2 separate regions of the Homo sapiens genome follow, and region 2 is linked to region 1. A link is an interaction called in ENCODE POLR2A ChIA-PET data of the cell type or tissue named here. Cell type or tissue: OCI-LY7. All regions are shown on one strand. Links, peaks and the distances in the headings refer to the core of each region. The heading gives the core; the rest is flanking DNA.

Evidence for each region. ChIA-PET counts read pairs that join two places held together with the same protein. Peaks named below come from ENCODE experiments on the same cell type or tissue, not always from the same donor. Only the 100,000 strongest peaks of a DNase experiment are listed, where the experiment ranks them.
Region 2: POLR2A ChIA-PET joins it to region 1 with 5 read pairs; 1 of 35 experiments calls an interaction of 5 or more read pairs at or near these places.

What each region holds. Positions count from the first base shown.
Region 1 is chr4:81,625,026-81,634,538 of GRCh38, reverse strand. No RefSeq gene overlaps it. Among named protein-coding and RNA genes, the nearest start is that of RASGEF1B, 160 kb to the right of the region's middle. In OCI-LY7, for the core only: no CTCF peak of the experiment used is centred there; a DNase peak (open chromatin) is centred at 2,458; H3K4me3 peaks cover 1,466 bases; H3K27ac peaks cover 3,378 bases.
Region 2 is chr4:81,978,890-81,988,402 of GRCh38, reverse strand. No RefSeq gene overlaps it. Among named protein-coding and RNA genes, the nearest start is that of HNRNPD, 390 kb to the left of the region's middle. In OCI-LY7, for the core only: no CTCF peak of the experiment used is centred there; a DNase peak (open chromatin) is centred at 5,072; H3K4me3 peaks cover 1,205 bases; H3K27ac peaks cover 2,082 bases.

The DNA.
Region 1 (9,513 bases), core at 866-8,865:
CAGTTGGCACTTGCAATTCCCAAGGCTACCATGGGAATTGCAAAATTTTTTTAAAAAAATATGAGATTGGAATTTCCATTTCTGTGCCCTAAACATGAGATATAATAGCAACATCCAGGTCACTGTGATTAAAGATCTCACCCCACGTTTGATGCCGTAGTCCAGGTTCTGCTTTTTGAGACTGGCTCTTCCTCTTGTTTCCCTTAGTTTGCACTCTTTCTGCTTCCACCTACCTCTCAGACACACCCACAGCCTCCTTTGCTAATTCCGAATTTTTCCACTCAGCTTCATGATGGAGGAGCTACCTTGAGATCTATAGTCACCCCACTTCTCGGCTCCATTCTCTTCCTCAGAGCTATTCCATCCACTCCTTTGTCCTCACTCACATGTAAATCTGTTAGTGCCAGAGCTGAATAGCTCACTACCTACTAGGTGTCAACCTAGAAACATCCAGCAGACATCTTAGACTTAACTAGTTGAAAATCAAACTAAATACTGTTCCCTTCCTTTTTCTGCCGTACTCAGGTCTCCAGTTCCCAGAGTTGCTCATCATCAGTAAGAATTTCCATGTATCACATAAATTGCTTCACCTTCTTTGAAAAGAAATCTGGAAGACTTAGTTATAATGAAAAGTATGTATACTGGCCAGACACAGTGACTCACGTCTGTAATCCCAGCACTTTGGGAGGCCGAAGCAGGTGGATCATTTGAGGTCAGGAGTTCGAGACCAGCCTGGCCAACATGGTGAAACCCTGTCTCTACTAAAAATACAAAAACTAGCTGGGCGTGGTGGCAGGCACCTATAATCCCAGCTACTCATGAGGCTGAGGCAGGAGAACCATTTGAACCCAGGAGGCAGAGGTTGCAGTGAGCTGAGATCACGCCACTGCACTCCAGCTTGGGTGATGGAGTGAGACTCTGTCTCAAAAAACAAAAAAAAAGTACCTATACCTTTTAACCCAGCGATCCTATTTTTAGACTCTATCTTATTGAATTCAAAGCACCTCTCTATATAAAGATATATTTGTAAGGATGCTTATTGTTAGTGATAGAAAACTGGGAACAACCTGAATTCCCATCAGAGCAGAATAGATGACAATGAATTATGGCCATCTTGCAGCTCTTCAGTGTGAAAACGCATCTATGATATATTCTGAAGTGAATAAAGCAGCTTGCAAATTAATATGTACATCATCCCGTTATTATAAAAACAAAAATAACAAAAAACTCTACCTGTGTATATGTGTTTGTGTGTTTGAATGGACATGGGAATGGTGGAATAATCAGCTGACTTAATGTTATTTCCCAGGGTGGGGTGTGGTGGGGATGAACGAGCACGTGTTGCCTTTGTAATATTTGAAAAAAAAATTTAATTGCTCATCATTCCATATTTCTTGCTAGTCACTCAAGTAGGAATCTTAGCATCACGTTAGACTCCTCCTTCCCCCTTTCTTTTGCCAATGATTCATTGTTTCTGTGTCTCAATCCTTCACCGGACTGTAAAGGCATTGAGGGCGAGGCCTGTGTATGGTAATGTTGTCTCCTGCCTAGTACCTTGCACATTTCTTTCAACATACGGTTATTGACTTGAAATAAAGATTTTAATGTGTGATTTATCCAGTTTTCTATTATACGGATATCTCTTGGTTTTTATTTCTAATACAGAGGGATGCCAGTGCTTTTGCCAAAATCCTCAAATCATATACCACCCTCCCCCACCTGCTGTGGAAAATGTGGCCTTGGGATATGCAATATTACATCATGTACTCTTCCATCCCAGGTTGAGTTACTTAGTCTTCTCCTACACATATTTTTACCCACCTCTGCATCCTGCTTTCAGTGTCACTTAGAGTCCTTTGGATAAGAGGCAGCCAAATGGGGTAAATGGGCTAACCGTCTCTGAAGGCCTGTGTGCATATGTGCACTGAAGTAAGCATAGAACGGTACCTGTGTCAAATACATGATGAAGAAGTTGGCCAAACATCCAGGTATTTCCTGAGGTCAAATATTTGGCAATGTGAAACAGACATTTTAAAACCAATTTCTAAATTTTGTCTCCTCTATATTAAAGATTAAATAGGGAACTCAATCTAGGGAATCTTTCACCACACCTGTGGCTTTCTTCATATACGTACACCCACACACGTGCGCAAACACGCTGCTGCATTGCACTTTACTTGAATTTCAATTTGCTGAATCATGATTTAACTGGCTTTGCTCCTATGGCTTTCCAGGACTGATGGCTAATGTCTGAGTTGCCTGAAAGGGGAGTGGCAGCTGTTTGGTCAGATTTGATGGATGAATTGCTCCACTGATCTTTCTACCAGTTCTGCATGCACTGTTTCATCCTGCATTCCAGAGCTTTGACCAAATTCTGATACAGAGATCTGTGATTGGCCATCCTCAGTTTGTTGGATTGCACAGCACATTGAATAACCAGGCATGATGTCATTTTCATGCAAAGTAACAGCAACACATGATCTCTTAAACCAGGTTGAGTTAAATCATCAAGCTGCTATTTATATCCCTAGCACTTCTCAGGCTAAGAGTGCAACAGCATAGCAGCAGGTATCAATTACAATCCTCATTTGTTCTTGGAAGTAGCTAATAGGGGAAGTAAGAGCTGTTCCTTATCCACAAGATCCCTGCTTGTAAGAGAGAGAATTTGGCATCCCATTGGGTAATATAAACTTCAAAAACAGTAAGAAATGAGTAGTTAAAAATAGTTGACTGGAAACCTATTGTGGTTCCTAAAGAATGCTACCCTTTGTGATGTTCTCTATATATAGTTATGAGGTTCTAGGCTGAACATAGTCAACAGACAGAATTTTATTCAGGAGTTATGCTTCTTGAAACTGCTCTCTCTGTATTTTGCATTTTTTAAGAGTTGATGTCAAGCTAGTAACACTTAAGGGGTTTCCTTTTCCTATATTGGTAGTGAGTTCTAAATATGGCCTTCTCACTCCAATCAGTTGGCTACTCTGATTTAAGTCAAACCACTGAAAACATATTCTTATACAGCTTGCCTCTTTACTGAGCCCTCCTCTCCTACCACCCTTCTCTCCAAATAAACAGGAAAAGCAACCCCAAGCAACAAAATATCTGTTGAATAAGCATCATCTCCTAGCATCAGAAGTTAGTGGGAGCTTTGCCCAGGGAGAGGAATTAGAAATCAGCCTATAAAAATAAATGAATCTGTTTCCATAGTGATGGGAATCTTTCTCTCCATAGTTTTTAATCCTGTGTTCTCCCACAGATCCCTTAGGCAGAATAACAATAAAGTCAAAGACAACATTTTATTATCTTAATGGATCCTTAATTTAAAGCCAAAAGCCTTTAAATTATCTTCCCAAAGATACCATTGACCGTAACTTTTGGAATTGGATACCTGAACATCGTTGCAGGAGGAATATCATCTCCTAGAACCCTAGCCAAGCAGGAGGGATGAAATGAGGAAGACCTCGTGGGTTACACATGCATTTTGCATGCAGCATTTCCCGATGAGTAACACAACTGTCATGTTTAATATTTCATTGGTGAAGAAAATGTGCATCTGTCTGTGTTCATCTGCCGAGTGAAATTTTGCACTGATGGAGCCTGTGTGTGGTGAACACGACAGGGCTCCCTCATTACTTCCCTAAATTCTATTCCACAGCAAACAGGAGAAATCCATACCAGCAACAAAGCCCGAGCCACTGCTCCTTACCCACCAGCCAGCTTCAGGGGGTCCTTCACCTTTGTTTCTGCAGCTACGACTAGGCCTGCCTCTGCCATCACATGAAGAAGGCTCAGAGAGGCCCAGCAGCTGTGGTTTCAGAAGTATGGCTGCAGAGACAAAGGACCCAGAAGAATAAATTCCTGGGCAGAATTGTCCTAGGATGCAGGTGAGGAACTGGGAGCCCCATGAGGAATACCGAGCTGGTGGAAATGTCCTCTACATACATGGCAAACTCATAAAGCAGGTGGTCCATGTGTGGAATTATGCAAATGACATGAATAGGAATTATTTCAAGATTGTTGCAAAACTGAATGTGAAAGGGCTCAATAAATATCTTTGATTTTCCACGAGAAGTCATCTCAATGGGAAAAAATGTCTTGACTCTCTTAATTCCATATAAGCATGAATATATGTCACAGTTTTCTTGGAAAAAATTGAGAGTTTCATGCCTGTTGCCCAGGATAACTTTTTTGTTTTTCGAGATGGAGTCTCGCTTTGTCACCCAGGCTAGAGTGCAGTGGCGCGATCTCGGCTCACTGCAACCTCCACTTCCGGGATTCATGCGGTTCTTCTGCCTCAGCCTCCTGAGTAGCTGGCATTACAGGTGTGCACCACGATGCCCGGCTTTTTTTTTTTTTTAATGGAGTCTCGCTCTGTCACCCTGGCTGGAGTGCAGTGGTGCGATCTTGGCACACTGCAGCCTCCGCCTCCCGGGTTCAAGCGATTCTGCTTCCTCAGCCTCCTGAGTAGCTGGGATTACAGGTGCATGCCACCACATCCGGCCTATTTTTTGTATTTTTTAGCAGAGATGAGGTTTTACTATGTTGGCCAGGCTGGTCTCCAGCTCCTGAACTCAAGTGATCTGCCTGCCTTGGCCTCCCAAAGTACTGGGATTACAGGCATGAGCCACCACACCTGGCCCCTAGGATAACTTTTAATGCCACCCTTTTCCATTCTCACAAGCATCTCAAAGGTTTGAATGATAAATGCTAAGGCCACCCTACTTACAGTGCAACATTGCAGGTCCATTCTTCCACCACTGCTATTTTCTCTTTCTATGTCTTTCGGTAAATACACATGCTGTTTCAAGACAGATTTGTGTGACTTTCCGATAATGGAGCAGTTGCCAGGTATAGACCCTTTCAAACTAAAGATAAGTGGAGCCATGAAGACATTTTTCTCAAGATGAAAAGTAGAGAATGAAGGCGTTCCTTCTTTCTTATGGTGTAATACCAAAGTTATGTAATAATAACCCATTAATTAGTTTGTCACGCTAGATGTGAGGTTCTTGAGGACAAAGGGAGAATATTACTTATCTTTCTATTGTCATGGGCAATTTATAGGCATGTAGCTGCAGTTGTAAATGAATGAATATAGCAATATATAAGGAGAGGGTTTATTTGAGCCTAATACCAAATAAACTTTGGAGGAGAGGGGTTGAGTATTAATACATAGCAGTGGGATAGATGAGGCAGGAAAAAAGAATTTTGGAGACTGTCATTTTTTTCTCTTTTCATCATTTAACTTTTTCCTAATTATAAAATATTACATTTGCATTGTGGAAAATTTAGAAAGAGAAATGGAAGAAGAAGAAAAAGAAGAAGAGGAGGAGGGGCAGGGAGAAGGAGAAGAAAGAGAAAGTGAAGGAGAACAAGAAGGAAAAAAATCACTCACTTCCCGGAATAATCATAATTCACTTTCTGTGGTATAGATGTCTTGTGTTTGTCACTCGTATTCACATATGTGTCAATGTGTGCCTGTATAGTCACATGATTTTTGGAATACAGTATCTTATTAGGATCACTGTAGTTATCAGCAAGCTGTTTCATAAAGTGCAGCTTTAGAATCAAGTGGAGAATTTATGTGAGTACCCCAAGTGGTGGGGGAGAAACTTGAAGAAATAGTGGGGATTATTTTTATTTTATTTGGGCTGAAGAATGTTCTTTCCAAGGATATTCTGCCTTTGACAGAGTCATTCGTCTCTAGGATCAAGTGAATACAGTAGGAACACTGAACTTGGAATCAGAAGATTGCTACATATATTCTGAATTAATCATTTACTTGTTGTCTGACCCTGGGTTAGTTTTTTAACCACTTCAAACGTCAGTTTTATCACTGTGGAAGTATCTATTCTTACCACATAACATCAATGTGAGACTCAAATGAAATCTGAAACATACTTGATAGTATCTAGAACATAGTCAGTAGGTGGTGGCTGATATAAACAGAGGTAGATATATTCTTTACAGTTCCTTATGGAATGGTGTTGATGGGGAAAACATAAGGTTTGGGACATGAAGATGGTTTGAGATTGTGTTTAGCCCACAAACGATGTGATTATGAAGCAATTCATTTAACTTATTTTGAGCCTTAGTCTCCTCATCAACTACTTGAAATCATTTCTATAATGAAATGTTAATGTAACAAATTTTACATAATAATGATGTTAGTTTTCTTACTGGGAAAGTTGGAAGCAGAAGGAAGAAGAGAAGAGGGAGGCGAAAAGAGAATATTCCATAATGCTATTCTGAAAGATAGATGAGAAAATGACATTTTATTACTAAATATCATCTCTCAAATCATGTACCTTCAAATTGAGGCTATATTTCTGTTGTTTTCAACCAGGGCTATAGGCCACAATCACTGAAAGAGTTAAAACAAACAAACAAACAAATAAACACGATGCCTGAGACCCAGTTGAATGAGAATCTCTGAGTGGTTGGGCTGGATATCATGATTTTAAAAGCTCTCAAGACCATTGTCATGGGCTGCCAAGGTTGAGAGCTGCTATGTGTCCATGCCTCCAAAGGAAGCTATTGGTGAGAAGCATGACTGATTTTTACAACTCAGGGGGCTTAGACAGGAAACTTGTTGATACCGCATGTTGGCAGGAAGATGGAAAAGCTGGGAATGGACTGATCAGAGCTGGTGGAGCCAACCTATCAATGGAAAGCAGCTTCCTCCAAAGTTACAGGGTGCTTTAAAGCGTAGAGTTCAAAGGCAGTTGTGTGCTCAGCTCAGCAGGGAAGGAAGGCCCCTATGAATTTCAGAGGTATAGGATCATTGCAATTCTGGGCATTCCTCCCATGTCTGGATGACTGCAGCACCCCCCTCCCTGGCTCCCTGTCTCTAGTCTTAACCCTCTCCAAGCTGTTTTCCACACAGTCTAGCAGTTTTTCTATTCTAGTATAACAGATTACCACAAGCACAGTGGCATAAAGAAACACCCATTTGTTAGCTCACATTTCTGTAGGCAAGGAGTAGCTGGATCTCTGCTCAGGGTCTCACTAGGTTGAAATCATGGTGTTGCTTGACTGTGGTCTCAGCTGGAACTTGGGATTCACTTCCAGGCTCATTCAGGCTGCTGGCAGATTTCAATTCCTTTCCATTGTAGGACTGAGGTGCCATTCCCTTGCTGGTTGTTAGCCAGGGGCCCTCTCATTTCCTACAGGCCATTCCCATTGCTTGTCACATGGCCCCAGCCAGCAATGGAGAATCGTACTTATATCCAATTTATCAAAAGAGCTCAGGCTGGGTGCGGTGGCTCACACCTGTAATTCTAGCACTTTGGGAGGCCAAGGCTGGTGGATCACTTGAGGTCAGGAGTTCGAGACGAGCCTGACCAACGTGGTGAGACCTCATCTTTACTGAGGCAGGAGACTCGCTTGAACCCAGGAGGTGAGGTGGGGGTTGCCGTAAGCTGAGATTGCACCACTGCACCCCAGCCCAGATGACAGAGAGAGCCTGTCTAAAAAAAAAAAGAAAGAAAGAAAGCTCAGTCCCTTTTAAGGGCTCACCTGATTAGGTCAGGCTCACCAAGGATAATCTCCCTATCTTAAAGTCAACTGATTTATGACCTTAATTACATCTGCAAAAATCTCTTCTATACACACACACACACACACACACACATATATACACACACACACACACATATACACACATACATATATATCTCAATTATATAATATATACTAACATACTAATATGTACTATATATAATATACACTAATAATATATAATATATACTAATATCCTATATAATACATATTATATATAATATATGTACTAATATGATATCTAATATATATCAATTATATCATAATATATGTTATGTTATGTTATGTTATGTTATGTTATGTTATGTTATATATTAGTGTTTACTTCAATAACCGAGAGAAGATATGGGTACACTTGGGCTGGGAATTTGAGGAACTATCTTAGAATTTTGCCTACCATATAGTCCTAATATATGCTTAAAACTTTTCAGTGGATGCTCTTCGCCTGCTGAATAAAGCCCATGTTCCTTAGCATGGCATCTAATACTGCATAATCTGGCTTATGTATCTACACTTGTCTCTAATTACTGTGTCCCTGCATCTCATTTCAACTACACTATATGTGCACCAATTTGTTCATATTTTTGTGGCTTTGTATACTATTTTGTTTCTTGATTTTGAGCTTTAGCTAATGCTATTTCCTGTGCTTAGAATGCCTTTCCTATCTGTATTCACATGAAAAACTGTTTGTGACCCAGCACAGCTTCATCTCCTCTAGGGACCTTTCTCTGGATTTATTCATTCACTAAGCAAATATTTACTGAGCACCTACTACGTACTGTCCTAGGCACTGGAGATATAGTAGTTAATCTGACGAAGTTGCTCTGTCTTGCAGAGTTCACCTTTTAGTTGGGAAAACAAGCAAAACACAAAAATAACTACACAATTTGTCAAATGGTGATAGTGCTATGAAAAAGAATAAAACAAAATAAAGAAAGAGGCAGAAAATGATGGGCAAGTTGTCATTTTATAAACCATCAACCTGTAATGCTTCTGTCATAGGTGACATTTAAGCAGAGACCTGAAGGAAGGCAGGGAGTAAACAGAAATATGAGGCAGAGCCTCAGGGGCTTTGCCCTTGCTGTTTCATTTTTTCTCCATTATTTGCTGAATGGATGAATGGGAAAGGGGGTGCAGGGAGTGTTCTAGGCAGAAGGAACAGGAAGGGCAAAGGCTCTGAGGCAGGAAGTCCTTCAATGCTCAGCTAATGAACATTAGGGATATATATTGATTTAGTACTGTAATTAGAACTGAAACTAGAAAGCTCTTGTGGTACAACTCTAGGGAATAATAAAGTACACTCGTCCGCCTTCTTTCTCTCTTTTCTTCTATTTCTGGTTCCACCACCCAGTGTCAGATTTGTTTTCCTTTCTTTGCTCTGAGGCTTTTTCTGCTTACTTACAGTGTCTATTGCTTCATGATTTTGCATTTCATGTGCCTTGCTATGAACCCAACTCTGCTTCATGGTGCTTTTTCTTCAGCTTTAATTTATACTACCAACTGGTATAGTCTGCCTGCATAATTAAATTCAAATTTAGGAGACAGAGAACTTAGTTATCCCAGCTCATCTTTCTTTTTTTTTTTTTTTTTTTTTTTTTTGAGATGGAGTTTCACTTTTGTTGCCCAGGCTAAAGTGCAGTGGTACCATTTCAGCTCACTGCGACCTCCACCTCCCAGGTTCAAGCGAGTCTCCTGCCTCAGCCTCCCGAGTAGCTAGGATTACAGGCATGCACCCCCACGCCCAACTAATTTTGTATTTTTAGTAGAGACGGGGTTTCACTATGTTGGTCAGGCTGGTCTTGAACCCCTGACCTCAGGTGATCTGCCCACCTCGGCCTCCCAAATTGCTGGGATTACAGGCATAAGCCACCATGCCTGGCCCTCATCTTTCTTTTAATACCAGCAAGCCAAAGGATTAGCTTGGCTCAGATGGTGACATTAGTGTAATTACCTGAA
Region 2 (9,513 bases), core at 633-8,632, 350 kb before region 1:
CTGGTTTAGTCTTTCACACATTGCATCACCCTGACCTCTGCTTCTGCCATCATATCTCTTGTCTCTGACTCTGACCAACTCTTCCACTTTTTGCCCACTTGGTAATCCAGAATAATTTTCTCATCTCAAGGTTGGCTGATTAACACCCTTAATTCTTTCTGCAACCTTAATTCCCCTTTGCCATATAATCTGACATATTCACGAGTGCAGGCAACTAGGACATGTACATCTTTGGGGGACAATTATTCTACTTCCCATACTCTGTGAAGTCTTTTAGCAGAATTATACAGTGGCAACAGGCTCACTGAAGTCAGACTGCCTGAGTTCAAATCCTAACCCCCTGCTTTCTCACTGTATGATTTGGGGCAAGTCAATGATATTCTCTGCATCTTGGCATCCATATCTGTAATATGGAAATAATAATTTGTGGTGGAGGTTGAGATACTGTATGTAAAGTGCTCATCATATGCCAGTACATGACATAGGGTAGATGTCCAATAAATATTGAACATGGGGCTCTGTGCTCCATAAGATTTCATAGATATTATGTTGTTTGTATTCACAGTATGACTCTTACTAGTAATACATCTCTAGTTGATTTTAAACTTCTTTTAAGTCAAAGTTGTAATTGTAGAAAACAATATGGCTTACAATTAAAGGAAATCTTACAGGGGAATCTACCATACTAATACTTTAACATAATCACTTGATTTTTAAATACTTCTAAATCTGCTTATAAACATTTTATAGTTATTTACAGGCTTCTAGAGAGTAGGGAGGCAGTGGCTTGAACATTATTAGCATGCAATGAATGCAGGTGAATGACTGAATGAATCCTAGGAGGCTGAAGTGGCCAGAGGTGAGGGCAGAGACTGGGAAGTGGTAAGGCTTTTGCATTCTCACATTCCTTTTGCCACACCAAAAGTCCCCTAGCAGGTCACTTAACTTTGCTGTGTTTAAATCTTCTCAACGCAGCAAAGACATGGCAACTTATTTAGAGCTGCCTTGATCAATTCAGTGAATTTGGCTTTAGTCATGTGCAAGTAACAGAAAACTGGGCTCAAATAGGCTAAAGCAATAAGATGTTTATCAGCTCTTGTAACTGAGAAGTCACGGAGGTAGGTCAGGCTTGGGGCCAGCAGTTCACCAATGCCATCCTTTTGTCTCTACCTTTCTCTTCTCTGTTTTCAGTATGTCTGCTTTAGTCTAAGGCTGGCCTCTCTTATCACAAGACAGCTGCTAGCAGTTTCTAGGGCTCTTTGCTTTCTTGCTTCTGTCCTGCAGGAGGAGAGAGAAAAACTCTCAGTGGTAGTCACAAAAGAGTAAAGAACTAACTTTCTTAGAAACCAAGAAGCAGCTGGGCGTGGTGACTCACACCTGTAATCCCAGCACTCTGGGAGGCCGAGATGGGCAGATCATGAGGTCAGGAGATCGAGACTATCCTGGCTAACACAGTGAAACCCTGTCTCTACTAAATATACAAAAAATTAGCTGGGTGCAGTGGTGGGCGCCTGTACTCCCAGCTACTCAGGAGGCTGAGGCAGGAGAATTGCTTGAATCCAGGAGGGGGAGGTTGCAGTGAGCCGAGATCGTGCCACTGCACTCCAGCCTGGGTGACAGAGCGAGACTCCCTCTCAAAAAAAACAAAATAACAACAACACCAACAAAACAAGTAGCAACTCTTCATATCTCATTAGATTGAGTCTCAGACCCTTGAGTCATCCCTGGACCAATCACAGTGGCCAAGGGAAAGTGGTTGTTGATCAACTTAACCCAATTAGAGTTCACCTTTGGCTCTGTGTGTGTGTGTTCAGCTTTTCCCTAAAGTGAAGTTACCAAATAAAATGTAGAAAATGTAGGCTGGCCAAAATACTCAAGCTGCATGAGGGGAGAGGTTTATTCTGAGCAGTCAAACCCAGTAAAAATGTAAACAGCTCAGCCCGTCTGGGGGTATAAAAGAGGAAACTTCTAGGCAATGAAATCTGGCTGAGTGGAGTCAGAGTCTCTTACACCTTTTTAAGCAGGTTCCTTTAATCATCCTTCTGGCTCATCATCTTTTTAATTTATGGAGCATTTCCTAAGGGTTTCAATGCAGAGATTTGCTTTTAAAGTGTCAAGTACTTCATTTATTCATTTGCAAGGATTTATTAAAGACCTACTCATGCAAGCTGTTCTGCTGAGCGCTGGGGATTCAGAACTGAATAACAAAACAGCCGCCAAGTTTAAAGATCTTACTACCAAATAGAGCCCCTGAACTGCTAGGATTCTTGGTTGATTTCAAGGATAAATCCTTGTCAGATTCTCAGTCTGACTGTAATTGGATCAAGAAAGTGAAGTCTTTGTGTCGGTACCTGAGCAGAAAGAACTCACCCACTTGTATCAGAGGGATCAATGTTGGGGGACAGAGCTGATGCATTTTGGAAAGGATGCAAGTAGTCTGGAAGAAAGGTGCATAATCAGTAGCAGAGAATGATACAACTTAAGCTTCTTGTATTAAAGTTGTAAACATAGGAGAGCTGGGAGATGGGACGGAACAACTGATATTGGGATATAGAATGTTGTTGCCGCTTGAAATGCATTCCACGGGGGTCTTGTGTGAACTTAATTGAAAGTGGTTTAAAACCATGCAGTTGCATCACAGTTCATGACCTCTATTGGGAAGCCCTAGGGAGGAACCTGGGATCGAATCTGTCAATTAAAATCCTATTTTCTATCATAGAAGTTGGCCATCTGGGTCATCCTGAGAGTTTCTACTGTTGATGAACTTCACATTCTAACTGCTTTCTCTCTAAATAACTACGTCCCTAGGGTAGAAGGTGCAGATCCCTAGGTGCATATGAAACTTACTTAAGCAGTAAAGTGATTTCCTGCAGGTCATCTTAGGAAATCCTGAAGGACAAGGGTCTAGGCTGGGGCAAAAGCTAGGGTTAAGCCAAGTTGCTTAAACTGTATCCCTTCATGTGGTTGCCATTCCCTTTCAATTTTGTAATGTTTGAGTGCTAGATGGACAGCGGAAGCCTAAGTATATTAAAACACATTTAGTATTATAATCAAATAAAATTTCAAAGAAAACTAGGAGGACCCATATTTACGACATTTTTGGTCATTATTACACATGTGACAGTAGTCGTGGTGATATTTTCTGCCTGTTATTCTAATTAGTAGTACTTTGATACAGTCAGACCAGTTTTAAGTTCTCCATTCTTTTTGTTCATTTTCCAGCATCCATAAAACACGTTAAGACAAATTGTCAGAATCCCTAAAGGGGGCCTGTCAAAGAAAACCCTCTGTCCAACCTGAGTGCTAAGGAAGGTAAGAATTAAAGCAAGAAAGTAAAGCAGATCAGAATTCAAAATGCCAACTTTATTACTCCTAAAGGCTCACTTGGAGTATGCGTTTCATCAGATGTTCCTACCTAGTCATGGGCTGTGCTGGACCAAGGCCTATTCTCTGTGGGTTGGGGTGACAGATGGCAGGTTTGCTCTTGGAGGAATACAAAAGAACCAGGAGGTAAAAGAGAAGAGCTGAGCGTGTCCAGTTTATTCCTTTAAATTTTTCGCTTAGGCAAGTCACTCCCATAGATCATGGGTGTTACATTAAATGAGCTCCCTCCATGTGGAAAGCTTCATCAAAAGCAGAGAAGTGTTCTCTTTAATGCATAAACAGTTCTTTTGATATTTTATACAGTTTAATCCTCTGTTTATATACGGACTCAGCCACACTATCATCCAAAGACACGATCTTGGATTCAAAATAACTGTGGACCTCCTCTGTCCACTATTATCCCCTCTTCTACCCTTGTTCCTCCTCCACATGCAGTAAAGCTGGTCACTGAGCTCAGGCTTTTTGAGGTTCTCTTCTGTATTTATTTTAAATTATTTAATTGTATTAAATCTCAATCCTATTCATTGGGATTGTAGCTTGTCGTATGCCAGTCATTTTATATACATCATCCCAATTAATTCATAACAAGCCTTAAGAGTAGGATTTATTCTCATTTATAGAAACCAAAACTGTCTTTTAGAGAGGGTAATTCATCCACGGTTAAAGGATAGTAAGTAGTGAAAACAGGATTCAAACCTGTGTTCTTTCACTCCAAAAGCCTATACAAGGGCTGAGACTGAAAGAAGCTGATAACCCCAAGTAGTTAATTCTGTGGTTTTGGCAATATTGAAGACGGGTCTGAAACAGGTGAAATGCATCTATCATGTCCTGAAAAGTGAGCAAGGCCACATCAGTCTTTCTTTCCTAGAAGAGGAATGGTGAATAGCGTAGTTGGGTATTGAGCTCTCTGAAAAGGGAGAGAAAGGTAAGAGAAAAGCCACTTACATCTTTAATATAGGCATCTGTCCTCCTAACCCCCATAACTTAGAGGGAAGTTACAAGCTAGAAGGCTGCAGCATTAAGTTTTCTAGCTTTTCTGCACATAGTAGGATGTGGACTTGGAAGAGGCTTGATTTACCTTTGGGTGGGAGCCCTGAAGCAGAGAGAGTCAGGTGGGTAAACAGTGAGTTGCATAGCTTATTGATCTACTGTTTTCAGGCATGTGTTCTCAGTCACTGGCTCCAAAAGGCCTCCTCTCTTTTAGGGCTCCTCTTTCCTTTCTTTCCTCCAGGGAGGACAGAGGGTTTTATTTAAGAGGCCCCCTTCAGGAGTCCTGACAACTTGTCTTAATGGTATTTATGGATGCTGGAAAAACGAACAAAAAGAATGGAGAACTTAAAACTGGTCTGGCTATATCAAAGTAATACTAAGTAGAATAACTGGCAGAAAATATCATCATAACTGTCACATGTATAATAATGACCAAAAATGTCATAAATGTGGGTCTTTTCTTTGAAATTTTGATTGTTAACACTACATATGTTTTAATATACTTAGGCTTCCTCTGTCTATCTAGCACCCAAACATTATAAAATTGAGAGGGAATAGCAACCACATGAGTGGATACAGTTTAAGCAACTTGGCTTAACCCTAGCTTTTGTCACCAGCCTAGACCCTTGCCTTGTGAGATTTCCTAAGTTGACCTGCAGGAAGTTACTTCACTGCTTAAGTAAGTTTCATATGCCCCAAGGGTTCTGCACCTGCACTGCTAAGAACTCATAGCTCCGTGGTCAACAAGGGCTTCTCTGCTGTTAGTGGAGGAGGAGAAGGAAAAGTAAGTGAGCATTCTATATTTCTTTTTGGTGGAGTAGGCAGCTGTGCACATGCATATCTGTTTCTGAGGATACATGATTTCCGATTATCTTTGTCTCTGGAGCAGAATGCTTTCCTTCACTTTCTTCCTGGTGAATAATGCCATAAACATCTATTACTTTCATCTCTGGAAGTGCCATGCATGTTCCACTCCAACTACACCATGTCCCAAACCTCTAATCAAAATATTAAGGCAACCTGTCATTCAAATCCTATCTACCTGCAGCAGTTCCCTAGACAAAGTCATCCACATTGACTACTATGTGCACAGCAAGTTGCTTTTTGATTTAAGAGAAACTTGAAATTGTTGTAGCTCAGGAATAGTGTATTGGTGATGACTACTTTTCTTCTTTCCTAATTATCTGGATATCTGATAAGAATAATGAACATCTCACCCAGAACTATAGGCAAAAACCTATACCTCTGGTGTGCAAATGACTGTGACTGAGAGGGAATGGCAACCACATGAGTGGGTAGAGTTTAAGCAACTTGGCCTGTTATGTAGTGTGGGCCTGAGTCACACAATCAAATTCTTAATTGAAGAGAGATGGCAAAAGGAGATTTTAGAATATTATTAACAATGTTTCTGAAACACTTAGGATTTCCCATAACAAGGAAATATTCCCAGGTTTCTGGTTCATTGGTAATTTGAGTTTGCCTTTGTAGATTTACTCATTTCTCTTATTAACACTAAAAAGTAAAATAAATAAAATTAAGGCCATAAAAATTCATTCTCTTTGTTTCTGCACTGCCCAAGAATACTATGGAGTAAGAACTCCAGGAAACTTAACTTGATTTTAAATTCTACCAATAAATGTAAAAAAGGAAAAGAAAACTATGTTTCATTAATTTCTCTCACTCTGTGTCCATCTTCTTTAAAACAAATTTGGAGCCTCTGCCAAGATTCTGTTCCATTGGTTTTAGTATTAGTTGGGGTGAAGAAGGAGCCTATCAGTCCTTTCTTTAAAATTGTACCTTGGAGACATTCGTGTTGTTCATGGAGTACTTAAGAGTTTTGCCCTTGAACTGATTCCCAAAAAGGAACTCATTTACAGACTTCAATATGAATATGTAATCCACATGTCCTTGAATTTGGCAGGACCATTGAAAAAGAACCGACATGTTATATGTGATATATTTTTTATAAGGCACCTTAGTGCCATGTCATAGATTAAAATGGGCAGGTGATTCTGGCCAAAAAGATAGTTTGTTAAATCTAGCTACAAATGTGGAAATTTGACTTATGTTTAAGTTTTCCTGTCACTAGAGAATAGTTTGATACAATTTTCTTTGTGTAATTGCAAAGAATTGTTTGCGGTGGGGAAAAATCCTTTAACTTGCCAGAGGGTCTTTCCTTTGCCTTTTCTATTAATAGCTCACATTTCTTGAGATCTAATATTGGCCAGCCCTTGTGCTACATACATTGGTGAATTGGTAAATGTTTAGAAACTGGATCTCAAAAATAGTTCCGATTTGTAGCTTTTGCCAGTTTCTGTGGTGTAAATACTCCCACCATGGTCAGTTTCAAGCCATGATTGTGCTGTCACTGAAGGGAGTGGGGAGTTGGGAAGACATGCTACCAGTAGGCTCTTGTGGGCAAATAGGAGTCAATTCCAGTACAGCAGTGGCTAGACGTTTACATGTGCTAACTCTCAACGCAGTTCTACGATTTAGATACTGTAACTACCACATTTCAAAGATGAGAAAGCTGAAGCATTGAGAGCATTAACTTATCCAAGTGACACAGCTGGTAAGTGGGACAGCCAGGATGTGCACACAAACAAACTGGCTTCAGAGTCCATGCTGGTAAACATTTTGCAATCACCTTCAGCCCTGGTAGTGGTTTCACCTCCAGTTCAGAAGTTTGGTGGACATATTGTTTATCAATATGAGGTCACTGAGTGTGAAAATTATAAAGTAGAAAATTGTATTACTCTATAATTCATCTATGTTTTATATCTTTATATGTAAGTTCATCTTTGTAAATTACTTAAGATAATGGTTATACGTGGTCATCATTTGGGGGCTAAGATTGTGTCCATTTTTGGGAATATCACTTAGAGTAAGTAAAAACCATCTCGAGAGTGTCGAGAGTGAGTGTTCTGGTAGAAAATGGAGGGTGGGGAGCACCTGTGGACAGATGAGGGATGATGGGTAGGGTCTGCCATCAGGGACTGGGAACCCAGGCTCCTGGCTGTGAGTCGCATATTACTTAGCTGGAGCAGCTTCCTGGACCACTTCCACTTGGATTTCCTAGGAGTGCCTCTACATGTCTGCTGCTCTGCCCGTGAGCCCCAGGAAGTGGCTTGAGCTCAGCATCTCATAAGTGCTGGTGTCTCCATGATTTGAGCTATGAACCCCAGGTAAAGGGAATATGCCCCCTCAGTAACCTCTCCTTAGGCTTCTTGGTGTTGGAATTTTGTTTTTTGGGTAGAGACTTAAGTACGTGGCAATGAATGATCTTTTTTAAGGGAGCCTTGACTCCAATTTAGGTATAAGATTCTGTTACCAAGGAAATTATAACTGTAATTACTATTTTTTTTAACACTTAAACTCAATGCACCCACAATGGTATCTGTTAGGTTGGTGCAAAAATGATTGCAGTTTTTGCCATTACTTTTAATGACAATTAAATGCAATCATTTTTGCACCAACCTAAATATATGTAATTCACGTGTGCCCTGAAGGAAGTTGCTTCCCGTCACATCTAGTACTGTTTATAAATTATCTCACTATTTCACATGTGCTATTCGAGCATTGCACAGTTAATACAAACAGAAAAAAAATAGCCTTTTCTTGGTAGCTCCACACGTCTACTGCCACCCACCTCCCCTGCTTCACCTCATGCCAAAGAAGCACCAAAACCAGTCACCTAAGATCTTTGTGTCTGGATCAGACTTTATAGCGAGTCAAAGGGGCTTACATTCTCCAACAACATTAGTAACTTGAAATTAAAATTTAATTTTTGGTATTATTTACAAAAAGCCTCATCGCAATTTCCTTCAACCTAAACTCTAGTTTTCTTTCATTTCCTTTGTTTTATGTTTCTCTTTTCTGACCCCAGAAAGTTCTATTTCATTGTCTGGTTTTCTCTATTCAACTGCTGCCAAAGTCAGCTCCAGGCATCAGTCTCTGCAAACTAAAATCCCATTAAAAGTGTTCTGAAAAATCCTGACCTTTTCCACCCTTCTCCACTTGCCTTTAAAGGGGGAAGGGCCATGCAGAGCGTTGGTCCTCACTGATATGAAATATGCCCATGTGCACACACCCCCTACCTGTACCCACTGGGCAGACCCAGCTCACTTTTGGTTCTGGTAACAATTTGATTTTTCCTTTTCACATAGGACACATATAATTCTAGGATTTTCTCTAATGCAGTGTGGTTGTAGATGTAGTGATGATATAGAAGGTGAAATTATAGCTTAGTATGATTGTTCAACCATGCAGTCTGTTTTGTCCTTCAGGGGTTCCATCTCATTTATATCTTTTTATTTCAGTATCAGTTTTATTATTTAAATTAATCCCATTAATGTAGGGATGGATTTTACGGAATAGAGATTATAGAAATATCTGGCAACAAGAATCTGTGTTCAGGTGTATTCAGAGGGTGGGTGCCTTTTGTAAACAGGCCCAAACAAACTTACTTGGATATGCTTTTGGGTAGATCTTAGTAGCCCCCTAATAATTACAGGGTATAATGATTGGCTACCCACTCCTCACCTGCTTGGCACCAGGTTGTAATGAAAGCAAGTCTTAGATTAAATTTTTCCACTCATGCAGATGCTTATTAGCAAGCACAGTTATAACACTTGTTCTGCAGGTGGATGAAGCCACAGTTCTGTCCTTTTTGGTCTCCCAAAACATCTTGCAGGTAAGGTTCACTTGAGGCAATGCAGCCCTATTTCAGTGTCAGGAATCAGTGAACTATTGGGAAACCAAAAATCTGCTGACCCACTGGCTGGGCACAGGATGTTTAGCGATTAAGCTGCAATTATAAGCCTCATTATATTTTGATACTGTTTTCATGTATTAATATATGTAGGGGAGTGTCCCAATCCACCTGTTTTGAACCCCTCTAATTTCATCTATGGTAACCCATTTCTAGCATGTGTTATGCTAATTGCAAGCCACTAATTGCACCCATGAAAACCCTTTTTAGCCTTTATTAAGCCACTTGTCAAAGCCTCTGGTGTTGATCAGAGATAAGGACAGCTGAAGGCGCTTGTAGTAGTTGCCTGTGATTACATGGTGGCTGACTATCCCTGGAATGTAAATTTCCAATTCTGGTAACTATAGTTAGATTGTAGTTTAACAGTT